Linked DNA regions of Homo sapiens: region 2 is linked to region 1. Evidence: chromatin loops called from intact Hi-C (ENCODE). Cell type or tissue: PC-3. All regions are shown on one strand. Links, peaks and the distances in the headings refer to the core of each region. The heading gives the core; the rest is flanking DNA.

Region 1 (7,049 bases), core at 671-5,670:
AATGTCCAAAGAGAGAGGACATCATGGCTAGAAATTATTTATTTCGACACAGCTATAGCTTGATTAAGGTCAAGGCTAGGATCTCTTTGTTGTTTCTCCGCAATAACTCTGATCTAACCATCATGGAAGTATGAGTTTGGGCTGAGCATCTTGTTTTTCCAGATGCTCAGGGCACTATCATATTGGACCTGTGGCTAAATGGAAGGTATAGCAACATCATAGCAACAAGGCTTGTGTCATTTTCTACCCCCAAACCTAGATATCACAGATAAGCACCACATCACGCCACGAAATGAATGTTAGACTATACAAACAAGAATTAATGGCAACAACCTCTTGACTGCAACACCCTGAATTGCAAAATCAGGTGGTGTTGGATGCCCCAAGTTTTTAGTTATACTTTGTGAGAACGGTTCCTACTCCATGACTTTTGGGCGAGGCAAAATTTTTACCAGGGGATAAATCAGATAGAGGCAGGTGTGGGAAGGCCATCAAAGGGATATCTCTCGACACATCCCTTTGAGATCCCTGCAGGGACAAGATTAATCAAGTTTAGGTGAGGAGATAATGCCACAGGCACAGGAGATCTCATACCCTGCTGGTGGCGTTTCCATTGGAAAGACCACATTGGAGAATAATTTGGTAATATCGAGAAAGCTGAAGAGGAACAAACATTTTGGCCCAGAAACTTCATTTCTAGTTATGTGACCTAAAGCAATGGCTGTCAATGCTGGCAGCACATTGGAATCATCTGGGGAGTTTTAAAAAAATACAGGTGCCTGGGCTTCACCTTAGTGATTCGGATTTAATTAGTCTGGGTGCAACCTGGCAGTGGGACTTTTCAAAGATCCCTAGGCAATTCTGATGTGTACAAAAGATTGAGATCCACTGCCCTAGAGACCTTTTCCCCCATGTGCCATAAGGACATTTGACATAATTATTTATGGCAGCACTGTTTGCAGGAGCAAGAAATTGGAAGTAACCTAAATACCCATCAATAGGAGCATGCATAAATAAATTGTACTGTATTCCTTTAATAGCATTCCTCAGGGCAGTTAAAGATGAATACAGTACACCATGTGTATCGATATGTTTAAATCATAAAGCAAGTTACAGAATGACACATACATTATATGAGCTCTGCAAAATTTAAAAACATGTTAATACTATTATTGAATATATACATACATAGTAATAATATTAAAACATATCGAGGTGAGGAAATACAAAAGTTAGAATAAAAGTTAACACTGGGGAAAGGACAGAATTAGATTAGGATGGGAAAGCAGGGGCTTTCAATTCTAACTAACATTTTATTTCTTTAAACAGAAAGCAGGCGTGGGAGAAACGTTAGCTTTGGTAGAACTGAATGGTTGATACATGACTGTTATGTCATTCTCTGAAAGCTTGCATAATAAATATTTAAAGCTACAGAATATAAAAGTGATCAAGCAGATAAAGTGACTCAACATACACATAAGCCTCAAATTCATCATAAACTCAACAGTACAGAGGACAGAGGTAGCAACCCCTTAAAAGAAACCAAACAAAACCTTGAAGACCTTTTACTATTTGGGCTTTATTAAGTCCCCAGAAAAACTCCAAGGCATTAGTTGCATGCTATCAAATGCTGCCATGTGTATTTAAAACAAAAAGGCACCTGTCAAAGGGAATGAACAGGGTACTGTACATTTTGCATGTTCCCATCCATTCAGCGAGCATTTCTTTTATGAGAACCTATTGTGCACCCAACCCTGAATGAGGTGTAGGGTTTCCCTTTTATCTCATCGCAATCATGAACCCAAATAACCATGAGTTTCTTTTTTCATTGATAAAAGTTTGCAAAACTGCTATGAACCACAGACACAATTTTTCTTCCGCCAGGGTTTTCCCATTTTAGTTTAAGGGCATCAGATATCTCCAATTATCTACATAGAAGGTTGTGGAATGAACGACAGCAATAAAAAGTCCTGCAAACAAACTTACCTTTAACAGAGAAATATCTATGGAAAGCGGGATCCTGGGGGTGGAGGGAGGGCAGTGGATAGAGGAAGACAACAGTCCTGCAAAATCCAGCAAATTGGGAGAGGGTTTTGCAAAATAACAAAGGTTGAAATTATTATTTTAATCAGAGCTGATTAAGTAGTATCTAGAAGAAGAACGGGTGGTGTATTCTAGTCCTTTGGGTCTATCAGCTTGTTGCCAAACCAGTTCTCCTGGCAGGACATTTGGCAGTGCTCTTTTTGACATCTGCTTGCCAAGATATTCACTGACACAGCCCTTTGTTGAATGACTGGAGCTTTGGTCTTTGTGTCCCAAAATCAACAGGAGTTTCTATCTGGGTCTCAAATGCATAACTGGGCAAATCTAAACCACTTTCTCTCACCTTTACAAACTTCTGAGCTCTTCCTTTTTTATCCCAGAAAGTGGTCAAAAACGGATTGCTGTCAAGCCTGTTTGAGGTGGGTCAGGGAGGCAACTAGGAGGTAGGTGTCACCAAAGAAACAGGCTAAATCAGGGGTCCTTGGAGGAGGAAAATTCAATGGCACAAACCTAGTTCCAGGAGTTCACCCATACCTAGGAATAAAAGATGCTGTGCTGCCCTGGGCCTGTTCCCCTAGATCCATTCCTCACCTTCTACTGCTTTGCTTACCCCTGCAGGCTGCATATCCCAGGTCTACTGGCTTCTAGCTGGGCTGGGCTGGGCTTGGCTGGGCTCAGCCAAGAGGAGGCACCCAGAGGAGATTGGAGGGCAGGAGGAAGGGAAGAGGTAGGGTATTTCCTCCCTTCCCTCTTAGAGACCATGGCCATGTATCCTCTGGGGTTTCCACTCCCTCCAGGCTGGCTCACCATTGTTCCAGCCTTTCCAGAGTGCCACCAGCCCTTAGGTTCTGTTAGCTTGGCCCCTTCCCTATGTCCCTCCAGCTTGAGAGAGGTAGCAGGTTACTACCATTGCTAAACTCCAGGTTACCTCACCATTCTCTGTGTGACTTCTCAGCTCTTCCATCACCAGTGGAGCCAATTCCTTATATTAAATTCCCTCTGTGTGAAATATCTGCAGTAGTTTCATTTTCCTGGTTAGACACTCAATGGTACAGATACTTTGAGACAGCTGTGTGCCAATGGGTTTACAACTGGCTTCTAAGGTACCCTTGGCTGAAATATGCCAATAGGCATTTAGTTTTGACTGAGAAGACCTAGCCTCATATCCTTATCTTCAGGCTGCCTAGGAGCATAATACTGGACATTTATACAACCTTCCTAAGCCCCTGTTTTCTCATTTTTAAAACTAGAGATAATGGTGTCTACCTTACTGGATTCTGAGAAGCTTAGATGAAATTATGTATATGAAAGAATACATCTATATATCTCTACAATGCGAAACAAACCTATACAAGTATTACTGTGCTACCAACAATATTATTAAGTTTTTGGTCTATGAGTAACATTTTTATAAAAATGATTCATTTTATAAATATGAAATGTTTGCTTTTTCCTATCCACTCATCTCTAAAGGGCAATTTTTATAGGGTATTTTGAAGTGAATATTTCCCTGTCTTTTGTAGAAATGTTTACCATGTAAATACACAGCCAGACCAAGATAGAAGTAGGATTACTAAGTTCTGTTGGGACAAGCCCCGGGTAAACACAGAGTATCATGTAATGGATGTGTGAGGCAAGGCTGGGGAGTATTTGGAGGCAAGGGGTGAGGAGCATTCACCTGGGCTATCAATATTCCCTGTAAGCATTAAAAAGCTTCAGTTCCGCTTCCCTGCCTCAGCCAGTTGTTTTGAATACGTCCAGATTAGAACAGCCAAATGTGAGTTTAGAAGTAAGAAGTGCCTCAATCTGTCCAACTGTTCTCGAGCTGAACTGACCCAACCTTGTTGGTCCATGGCTCCAACACAAAGAAGTGATTGTGACCATCAGAACTCTTAACACCCAAGGCCAAAGCAAGCACTTATCCATGGGATGTTATAATATTTCAATGGCTGGGAAGTCCCTTCCTCAATGGCATGCACATGCAAAATGTTTTGGGTTTTTAAAAAATTCCCCCACTAGCCCTCTGATACCTACATCAAGGAAAACAATTTTATTCTACCATCAAGGACCCCCAGTTCTCAGGGAATGAAATGCTATGTGACTGTGATCTTGGCTGTTTTGCCTGGGAGCAGGATCTTATGGAAGAGGGTCTGTGATGCCCCATAGGGAGAAGGATATCCCAGAAAAGGAGAAAGGGTACAGAAGTTAATGGCTGGGAGCACCAAAGGTGAGCCTCACACTTCACACTTTTTCCAAGCACTCTCCACAGTTATGATTAAACAGAAGGGGGAGGATTCCCAGAACAAGTTTGGAGTCAGAAGTCAAAAATATCAAATGGCATTTGAAAAATGAACAAATGTCATTCCTTCATATTTTGGAAAGACAGCCATGTGGAATTAGTTCAAGAGTCATACAGGGCTGGGCACAGTGGCTCATTCCTGTAATCCCAGCACTTTGGGAGGCCAAGGCAGATGGATCACTTGATCTCAGGAATTTGAAACTAGCCTGGCCAACATGGTAAAACACCGTCTCTACCAAAAATACAAACATTAGCTGAGTGTGGTGGCATGCACCTGTAATCCCAACTACTGGGGAGACTGAGGCTGGAGAATCGCTTGAACCCAAGAGGCAGAGGCTGCAGTGAGCTGAGATTGCACCACTGCACTACAGCCTGGGTGATAGAGTGAAATTCTGTCAAAAAAAAAAAAAAAAAAAAAAGTCATCCAGGACCTGCTCTGTACTTCACACCAGAGCCATTGCCTCATTTAATCTTCCCATAACCCTTGCAGCAATGTCTTATTCACCCACCTTTCAGATGAGGAAACTGAGGCCCAGAGAACCAAACTTCAAAACTAGGATCCCTAACTCACAAATGAGTGCATTCCTTTGCCCTGCCCTGCCCTCCTGGTTGGTAATATCTTGGAAGTCAGCGGAAAGCTCTTCCTGGTTGTCATTCTCTCCCTTGCAGGTTAAGGTGGCAAAGCAGGGCTCCTGAAACTGTTATGTAACTACAGAATCACCTAAAAATCTTGTTTAAATGCAGATTCTGACTCAGTAGATCTGGCGTGGGGCCTGAGATTCTGCATTTCTAATAAGCTTCCAGAAGATACTGATGCTGTGGTACAGGGACCCTACTTTTGAGTAGAAATAGCATACATCTCCATAACTTCCCTTTCCTCATTCACTTTCAATTCAGGGGGCCTAGCCATCCACTCATTCGAAATGTACTGAGTTTACTAAGCACCTACTATATGCCAGGCACTGTGCTGGGGGACTGGCGATGCAGTGGACAAGCAGACAAAGTCTTTTCCTTCATGAAATTTACACTGCAGTGGAAAAAGACTGAAAATAGATGTGGAAATGAATAAATAACTAATGCAGCATCAGGTATGTGCTGGGAAGCATGGAATAGACCATGACTGAGGACAGGGAGGGGATTCTCTGACCCCAGTCCACACTTCTGGGACACTGACCCATGATCACTGGAAGCAAGCACCTGAAATGGCCTTTCTAAATTAAGCCATCAGCAATCCACAAATACGTAATGGCCCACCTACTATGTATAAGTCAAAGTATGGGATGAAACGATCCAGTGTCTAAGACTGACTTCAAAATAATACAGGAAGGGAAGTGGGTAAAGGTATAGGTGAAACAATATTGGCTGTGAGTTGGTAATAGTTGAAGCTGGTTCATAGGTGCCTAGGAAAGGTTCATCATATTGTTCCATTTATTATATATTTGACATTTTCCACAACAAAAAACAGAATTCAACTATGTAAGTGGTTGGAACATAATATCTGCCCTCCAAGAACTTACAAGTCACCATGTAGCTTGATCCTATATCAGGGGAACTTAAGCTAGAATTTAGGAGGTCCAGAAACTTGGAGAGAAATTTAAAATTTTATTTTTTGTCATCTCTAACTGAAATGTAGCATTCCTTTTAGTTATGATCATAGGCAACAAACCACAATGGTATGAGCAGAACCTGTTACTCCATCACCAATAGAAAGACCTACAAAGAGACTTAGACTCCCACACAATAATAGTGGGAGACTTTAACACCCCACTGTCAATATTAGACAGATCAACGAGACAGAAAATTAACAAGGATATTCAGGACTTGAGCTCAGCTCTGGACCAAGTAGACCTCATAGATATCTACAGAACTCTCCACCCTAAATCAACAGAATATAAATTCTTCTCAGCAACACATTTCACTTATTCTAAAATTGACCACATAATTGGAAGTAAAACACTCCTCAGCAAATGCAAAAGAATGGAAATCATAACAAAGAGTCACTCAGACCACAGTGCAATCAAATTAGAACTCAGGATGAAGAAAGTCACTCAAAACTGCACAACTACATAGAAACTGAACAACCTGCTCCTGAATGACTAACAGGTAAATAACGAAATTAAGGCAGAAATAAAGATGTTCTTTGAAACTAATGAGAACAAAGACACAATGTACCAGAATCTGTGGCACACAGCTAAAGCAGTGTTTAGAGGGAAACTTATAGCACTAAATGTGCACAGGAGAAAGGAGGAAAGATCTAAAATCAACACCCTAACATCACAATTAAAGGAACTACAGAAGCAAGAGCAATCAAATTCAAAAGCTAGCAGACGACAAGAAATAATTAAGATCAGAGCAGAACTGAAGGAGATAGAGACATGAAAACCCTTTCAAAAAAATCAATGAATCCAAGAGCTGTTTTTTTAAAAAGATCAACAAAATAGATAGACTGTAAGCCAGACTAATAAAGAAGAAAAGAGAAAAGAATCAAATAGACACAATAAAAAATGATAAAGGGGATATCACCACTGATCCCACAAAAATACAAACTACCATCAAAGAATACTACAAACACTTCTATGCAAATAAACTAGAAAAATCTAGAAGAAATGGATAAATTCCTGGACACATACACCCTCCCAAGACTAAACCAGGAAGAAGTCGAATCCCTGAATAGAACAATAACAAGTTCTGAAATTGAGGCAGTAAT
Region 2 (7,049 bases), core at 1,309-6,308, 82 kb after region 1:
CAGAAGCATTGTGTCATCACATAACAATATTGAAGTGTTTGTCCAGAAGGGTAATAAAGAGGGTGAATGTAATTATCTTTCTATTTCTTGAAGAGAACACCCCCTTTTACAAGGCTCATTGAAAGAAAACTATGACTCTTTTGTAACTAGATAACAATTTACACCAATCGCAGTAACTGCCTTCCAACTCAAAACACGCACTCCCTAGTTTGTCTCTCTCTCTCTCTCTCTCTCTCACACACACACACACACACACACACACATACTCCTACATTTTCCTAATGGATCCCAACCACTCATTCAGAAAATATTTACTGAACACTTACTAGATGCCAGGTGCTATGCTGGGCCCTAAGAATCCAAAACAGAATACCATATGGCCCCGGCCCTCACCAGGCTTGCAGCAGACTGCAACAGGCATGTAACATTTGATTACAGTCCCATGCAGTAAGTACTGTTAAGAGAAATATCTGTAAATATGAAAACATTTTAGCAGCAAAGTGGATGGAGTGAGCAGATGAAGTTAGGGAAGACTTCACAGAGGAAGTTATATTTCACTTGTGCTTGGAAGTCTGAGTAGGAGTTGTTTGCAGTGAAAAAGAGAAGAAAAGGTATTTTAAGCAGCAGGAGCAACAGCACATGCAATGAAGTGAAATAAACATGGTAGATCTGGAGACCTGCACATCACATGTGCTGGAGTCCAGGGGAAGCAGGGAAGTGTAAAGAGATGAGTTGGGAAAAGTGAGCTGGGTTCAGACCTACACCTTGCTAAGGAGTTTGAACTTTATCTTGTATAGGTGAGGGTTATAGGCATTTGTTAAGCAGATAAATGGCATACTCTGATTTTTGGTTTAAGATGAAAACGTTGGGGGGTAGGGTGGAGAGAGGATGAGGGTGAGAGAGAGACTGAAAGCAACGACTTCCCAGATTTATCAGTGTATGTCCACCCATGCACAAGCCCTCTCTGGCACACTGAGTGAACAGGGCATCCATAAATGGAAGATATCCTGGTGCCTGAGTGAACCGAGGAAAAAGTCCACACAGCCTGTTGGTTGGAAAATACAAATCATAGCATGCCAACTTTACTTTCTAAGAGGCAAATACCAGCCGCCTTTCTATTGCAGCTTGTGTGCCTGAAAATCTCCAGTACCCAGAGCGAGCCCATGCAAATGGCAACAAAAGTAGACAGAAATGCTACAGTTACCAGCTTTTATGCTTGTGGTCAAAAAAAGAATGAAGACTCTGTTTCTAAGCCCAGAAACATCGATTATTACAATATCCCAATCTCAGTCCAGACATCTCCAACTTGTGGAATGTTTGTGCCATACTCTCCCTTCAGAAATGCCTCCTCATTACAGAATTCTTGCAAAAGTGAAATAATTCCAGCTACTGTTTTTCCCATAAAAGGGACCACTGTGCTTCTGCTACTTTCCCCCAGCATGTTTCTGTAGGTGGTCATTTCAACAATAAAGGAAGTTCAAGGGTTCAAACAGATTTCCACTGTTACAGCCCAAAAATTTGAGGTTTTTTCAAGGAAGTCCCCCCTGCCGAGCAATTATGCTTGAATTCAAGGCTGGCTATTTCTTACCAAAGCTGTGGAGAGAGGAGGGCAGAGGGGAAAAGGGATAAGGAAATGAGGGAGGGAAGGGGAGAAGATAAGAGACTAAAGAAATCAGGGCACTCAGTCAGAAGTAAATGTTTGCAACTGGCCATCTGATACCATTGAGACTCGGGAACACAGAGGAGAGAGGAGTCCAGAGGATTGATTCATTCCCCATTCTTATTTTTGGCTAGTTTTTACTCTGATAGATCAATGCACTTAGGAAAAACAAATATCTAGAGGAGCCACAAGCGGGCTATACCGTGTCCCAGGGAACAAGTTCAAAAGGTCCTGGAAGGAGCCAGACAGATAGAGCCAGTGTCCCGGCAGAGAACATTTGCTTGTTCTTGGTGCAGACTTGTCATCTGCTCAGCTGTCCCCAGCGAGGTCTCCACCCCTATGTGATATCCCACAACCTCCCGGGGCAGGGCAGGGCAGGCTCAGTACCAAGATACCAGCCAACCCCCGCCCCCATGCAGTGTTGCCAAGGGCAACAGAGAACTGCAGCCTCACCATTTTCTCTTCTGCCTTTCTGTCCTCCATTCTTGAACCCTTGCTGCTCTGCCTCTAATCTTTCTTTCCTCTGCCTCTGTGGAAGGGGGCAAGGAGGGGGAAGGTCTGTCTGTCTTTCTCTCTGTGTTGCCTATCCTAAAGTAGAATTCATCTAATTCATCGTTTTCAGAGTGGATACTTGAAAACATCATAGGCTAGGAAAATTCTTGTTCCCCTTTGCCGTCATGCTAAAACTCCCAGGGTCTCAGCCACCCAGTGGCTCACCTTCCAGGTCCCAGTGCAGGGAGACCTCTCAGGAAAGCATCTCTGGTGCCATTTCCTTGTCACTGCTAATGAGCAAACTGCTAGTAACGTCTTAGAGAAAACAGGCCCAAGCTAAGAAGAGGCATTCTCTAAAACATATTACCTAATTGTTTCACTGGCGCGGAGACGGGGGAGGGAGGGAACATTATGAAATAAAAGCCTGGAAAGCCCACATATTTTTAGAAGCAAATTGCACATAAAAGTACATGATCGTCAATGATTTAAATGACTGAAATGTCACACTGACATTCATGACCAAACATGCTGATGGAATTTATGAATGCACAACTGTACCTCAAGCCACCGGGATTCGTTTCTGGCCTTCCTGCCTCAGGTGATTTTTACACCTTTGTTTGCTGCTGCCTTGTACTGGGATTCACTCATTTCACAAAAAAGCAAACTAAGGTTAAGAGAATGTCAGTGGTTTTGCAGAGATGCTGCAATCAATTGCACAGAAAGCAGTAAGGGAAGAAATTCTCATCTTGACATTGTCTGGGCCAGTCCTCCTGGAAATTTGACCTGGCAGATCAAATGTCCAGAAGAAGTAGCCTGGACCTTGGGACAGTGTCATTTTGTGTGCCTGTCTGCACCTGCAGTTTAGATGTGGAAAGATCAGTTATTTCTTTGAAAAAAAATAAAAAACAGGAAAGAAAAGTTAAAGCTGAGAGTTTAGAAGGTAAGACCTGCAGCCTGATTCTCTATACGACAGAGCTTCCCAAATACAAGGCAGGACCTGGTTACAAAAGACCAAAGCTCTTGTTTAATTGCCTTCCTCTTATAAGGAAGTGCCCCAGCATGCTGATTCAAAGCATATCCAAAGTAGAAGAGTAAGATTTGTTTATGTTTATCTGCTTTTTTTGGGGGTGCAACTTTTGAAACTGTCTATCATTTCAACATTTCCAGTGTAAAAGGATTAATAGAGTGATAGCTCCCCCGAGGACAAACAGGTGAGCAGATAGTACAAGCCAGATTTATCATCCCAATAAATCCACTTTTCAAAACAAACAGTCTTCGCCTTTGGAAAAGCATGATTCTCTCCCATTTCTGGGCAAATGACTATAGTTTCTTTTTCTGGGAAGAAAGAAAAGTATTTTGAATAGGTTCTGAAACGATTAATCAATCTAACCAAGCTTGTGGTTTCATTTCAATTAATGCCTAGTTTAAAACAGCTAATGACATCAAGAGAGAATGACTCATAACAAAAGCAACTTGCACAGCCCACATTAAAAAAGTCCATGTGAATAGCATCATCACCACTAAAGAGTAATAATTAAGCAACCCATATGATCATGATGCAATGAACTTGAGAGGAGAAATGATAACAATGACAACGCTACATAAACTTTAATTGGATAAGGTAGCCACAATCCCACAGAGAATCGGACTATTTATTTAGAAAATGGAACATATTTATTGACTGTAAGACAAAATTACATGTACAGGAGTTTTTCCAGACTGATCTCAAAAAGGCATGTAAACCTTCATTCTTGTGTGTATGTGTGTGCGTGTGTGCACGCACACACACACAAGCGCTAAATACACAGGTAGTCACATATTCTACTAGGTGCCATATGGAAATCGTTTTTCAATTAGGCTAAGTTTAAAAGCTTCATAGTTAAGATCGGAGGCTGACAAACTTCAGCCCACAAGCCAAATTGACCCACCACCTGTTTTTTATAAACTTTCATTGGAACACAGCCATGCTCACTCATTTACGTATTGTCTATGGCTGCTTTCGCACTCAGTGACAAAGAGCTATGACAGAGACTTCATGATCTGCAATGCTCAAGATATTTACCCTCTGGATCTTTACAGAAAAAAAATTGTGAATCTTTGATTAAGATAATGGATACCTTCTGACTCACACATCAGTCAGCATGCAAACATTGTTCAAGTTTGAGTCAACAAGCACTAGACTTTTTTTCAGATTATTGGAAAGTGATGTTAAATATCAGGACACACTAAGCATTCAGTTAAAAGGAACTTTTGAGACTTAGCATAATTGCTGCCTTTGTTTTCTCTCTCTCTCTCTCTTTCTTCTTAAGACAGGGTCTCACTCCCATTGACCAGGCTGGAGTGCAGTGACGTGATCACAGCTCACTGCAGCCTTGACTTCCTGGGCTCAGGTGATTCTCCCACCCCAGCCTCCTGAGTAGCTGGGACTACAGGTGCATGCCACCACACCCAGCTGATTTTTTCTTATTTTTAGTAGAGACGGGGTTTTGCCATGTTGCCCAGGCTGGTCTTGAACTCCTGGGTTCAACTGATCTGCCGGCCTCGACCTCCCAAAGTGCTGGGATTACAGGCATGAGCCACTGCACCCAGCAACGCTTGTTTTCAATCTCAATTTCTTTGAAAACATTTTTGAGCTATGTTCTTGATATGATGATAGAATACATATATATTATCTTAATATATAATATATATTATAAAAGAATACATTATTTAAGTATATAAATATCATTGAAATGGAGCCACACTAATGTTACTCATCCATAGTTCAAGAGCTTCATATATGCACAAGGCTTTTCTCACTATTTCATATGAAAAGATACACTTAACACCATAATGACATTTACCATCATTCTTTATCACTTCATTCTATGTCACTGCAAACTTCAGGGAGCTATATAAATAATCAGGGGTGGCTGAACATTCATCTAAAAATCTCCTGTTACCAAAAGTATGAAACTACACATAATTCTAATACCATTGTGAAATACATCTTTCCTGGATAAAACAATCACTTACCCCTTACAAAACAGATTATCTTATTTCAAAAAAAATTACTTGCTCATGGAGAAAAAGCTGTGATTAAAAGTGCATTTGGGGTGAATATAAACATAGGGTAGGGAGCCAGGAAAAGGAAAATCTTACAGAATATGGTCATGGGTTATTCTACACTACCTGGATATATTTCAAGGAATATTTCATTTTTTCCTCTATTTCTAAGTTCAATATTTCTAATTTCATTTTTCACACAGAGCCTGTTAATTATCTGTAGGTGATATAAAATTGTCTTCTTTTTTTAAAAAAAATCTAAATGTAAGGCCTTTTGCTGTTTGAGGCTAAGGATTGAGCATAATATGCATCACTACTGTCATCTTCTGTCAAACCCACGCCCTGAAGGTGACACAGACTGTGATGAAATATAGTACGGTAGCAAGGATTGGGTTATACTGTATGTAGATGCAGGCTGTCACATTCATGATCTGGATCAAGGATACATGACCTCATTCCATGGCTAGTCAACCTAGAGCAAGTGTAATTTATTGGCGCCAGGAGGCCTCATTATGATCTGGCATTCAACACAGCCCATTCCTCTTACTGAAGTACACATCTTAACTCCCTCACAAAGAAAAATTATAGCTACGTAAGAAATCCATATTACTAGGCTTCATTTTATTGACAAGATTTCTAAGGTAGCAGAAAGAAAATAAATTTGCCAACCCATTTTGGAACATATGTGGCATATTAAAATGATTATGAAAAATGAATAAGAGATGATCATTCACTTGAAACCACGTTGAAAACATTGGGATAACCCTTTTATGATACTTAGCCAAAATCACCACCTCTTGGGAAAAGATTAACCTGCCATTGCTTAATTTAGGACTCCAAAATATCCTTAATGTCTTGAAAGCCACTTGTAACTATAATTTCTCTTTATAGTTGGACGTATCTCCACCCACACCACACTGCTTTCTAAGTTTCACACAAAGACAATATGGTGTGCTGGCTCCTTCCAAATGATTCATAATGAGCTCTTTTAAAGAAATTTGGAAGATATAGCCCAAGAAGCAGAAGTTTCCTTTGACTAAATAATAGGATTTTTGCCTTTTTTGATGCAAAGGCAAAATTTTGGAGCAAGGAAGAGGTGTGATATAGCATATAAAATTGGAGGCATATAAGATACTAACATCTGCTCATGGGCTTATGTGAGAGTTTTCCAGGAACGTTCTATTATAAGTAATTTAAACAAAGGCAGCCATTTCAAAACCAATGGAAATGAAGGCCTGCATTTTGGGAACGCCAGGAAAGGGAAAGGAAAGGTGTCAGGAGGGACACGGATTTCTTTACTCACTGGTGTTCTAAGGTCTGGAAAAAAAAAAAAAAAAAAAAAGCAGAGAGTTGCCGTCAGAAAGGTCAATCTGGTTTCCTTTCCATGCTGTTGCTAAAAGCCTGTACGACCTTTATCTGGGCAGATAATGAACTAGTTATTATCCCAACGCAAGGTCCTGACTCTTTCTACACTCCCCATCATCAACTCGCCATGCTTAATTCAATCTGTGTTTATGCAACTCAAAGTAATCCCACCAGATTCAGCCAGCCCCTTTCCAGACAGCGATACTGTTGCTAACATGAGGGTGGTATCATTTTCAGAAGGATGAGGAGAAAGCTTTATCATGACAAGGAGACCACCCTCAGACACAGCCATTTTTTTAGTGTTCTGGCATGTTTGGGGGTTTTCATTTCTCAGTGGATCTGAGATAAGCCACCCGGAGAGCCTTTAATTGTTTCTTTGAGGCTATTGTTATTTATACTCTATGGACACTTGAAAGGCAACTCTCAGGATCTCAGTAAAAAAGGGTTTCATTCTCTGAATCTCACTCTAGGCACAGAAATACTGGCT

What was found. Peaks named below come from ENCODE experiments on the same cell type or tissue, not always from the same donor. Only the 100,000 strongest peaks of a DNase experiment are listed, where the experiment ranks them.
Region 2: it touches region 1 in a loop (8-fold over the local background); 2 of 110 quality-filtered maps call a loop at or near these places.

What each region holds. Positions count from the first base shown.
Region 1 is chrX:17,491,789-17,498,837 of GRCh38, reverse strand. All of the region lies in intron 1 of NHS (NHS actin remodeling regulator), which reads right to left. Among named protein-coding and RNA genes, the nearest start is that of NHS-AS1, 64 kb to the left of the region's middle. In PC-3, for the core only: no CTCF peak of the experiment used is centred there; DNase peaks (open chromatin) are centred at 2,247 and 3,637; H3K4me3 peaks cover 1,772 bases; H3K27ac peaks cover 4,132 bases.
Region 2 is chrX:17,410,007-17,417,055 of GRCh38, reverse strand. All of the region lies in intron 1 of NHS (NHS actin remodeling regulator), which reads right to left. Among named protein-coding and RNA genes, the nearest start is that of MIR4768, 12 kb to the left of the region's middle. RefSeq lists an enhancer at 6,887-7,049. In PC-3, for the core only: no CTCF peak of the experiment used is centred there; a DNase peak (open chromatin) is centred at 4,235; H3K4me3 peaks cover 1,320 bases; H3K27ac peaks cover 3,938 bases.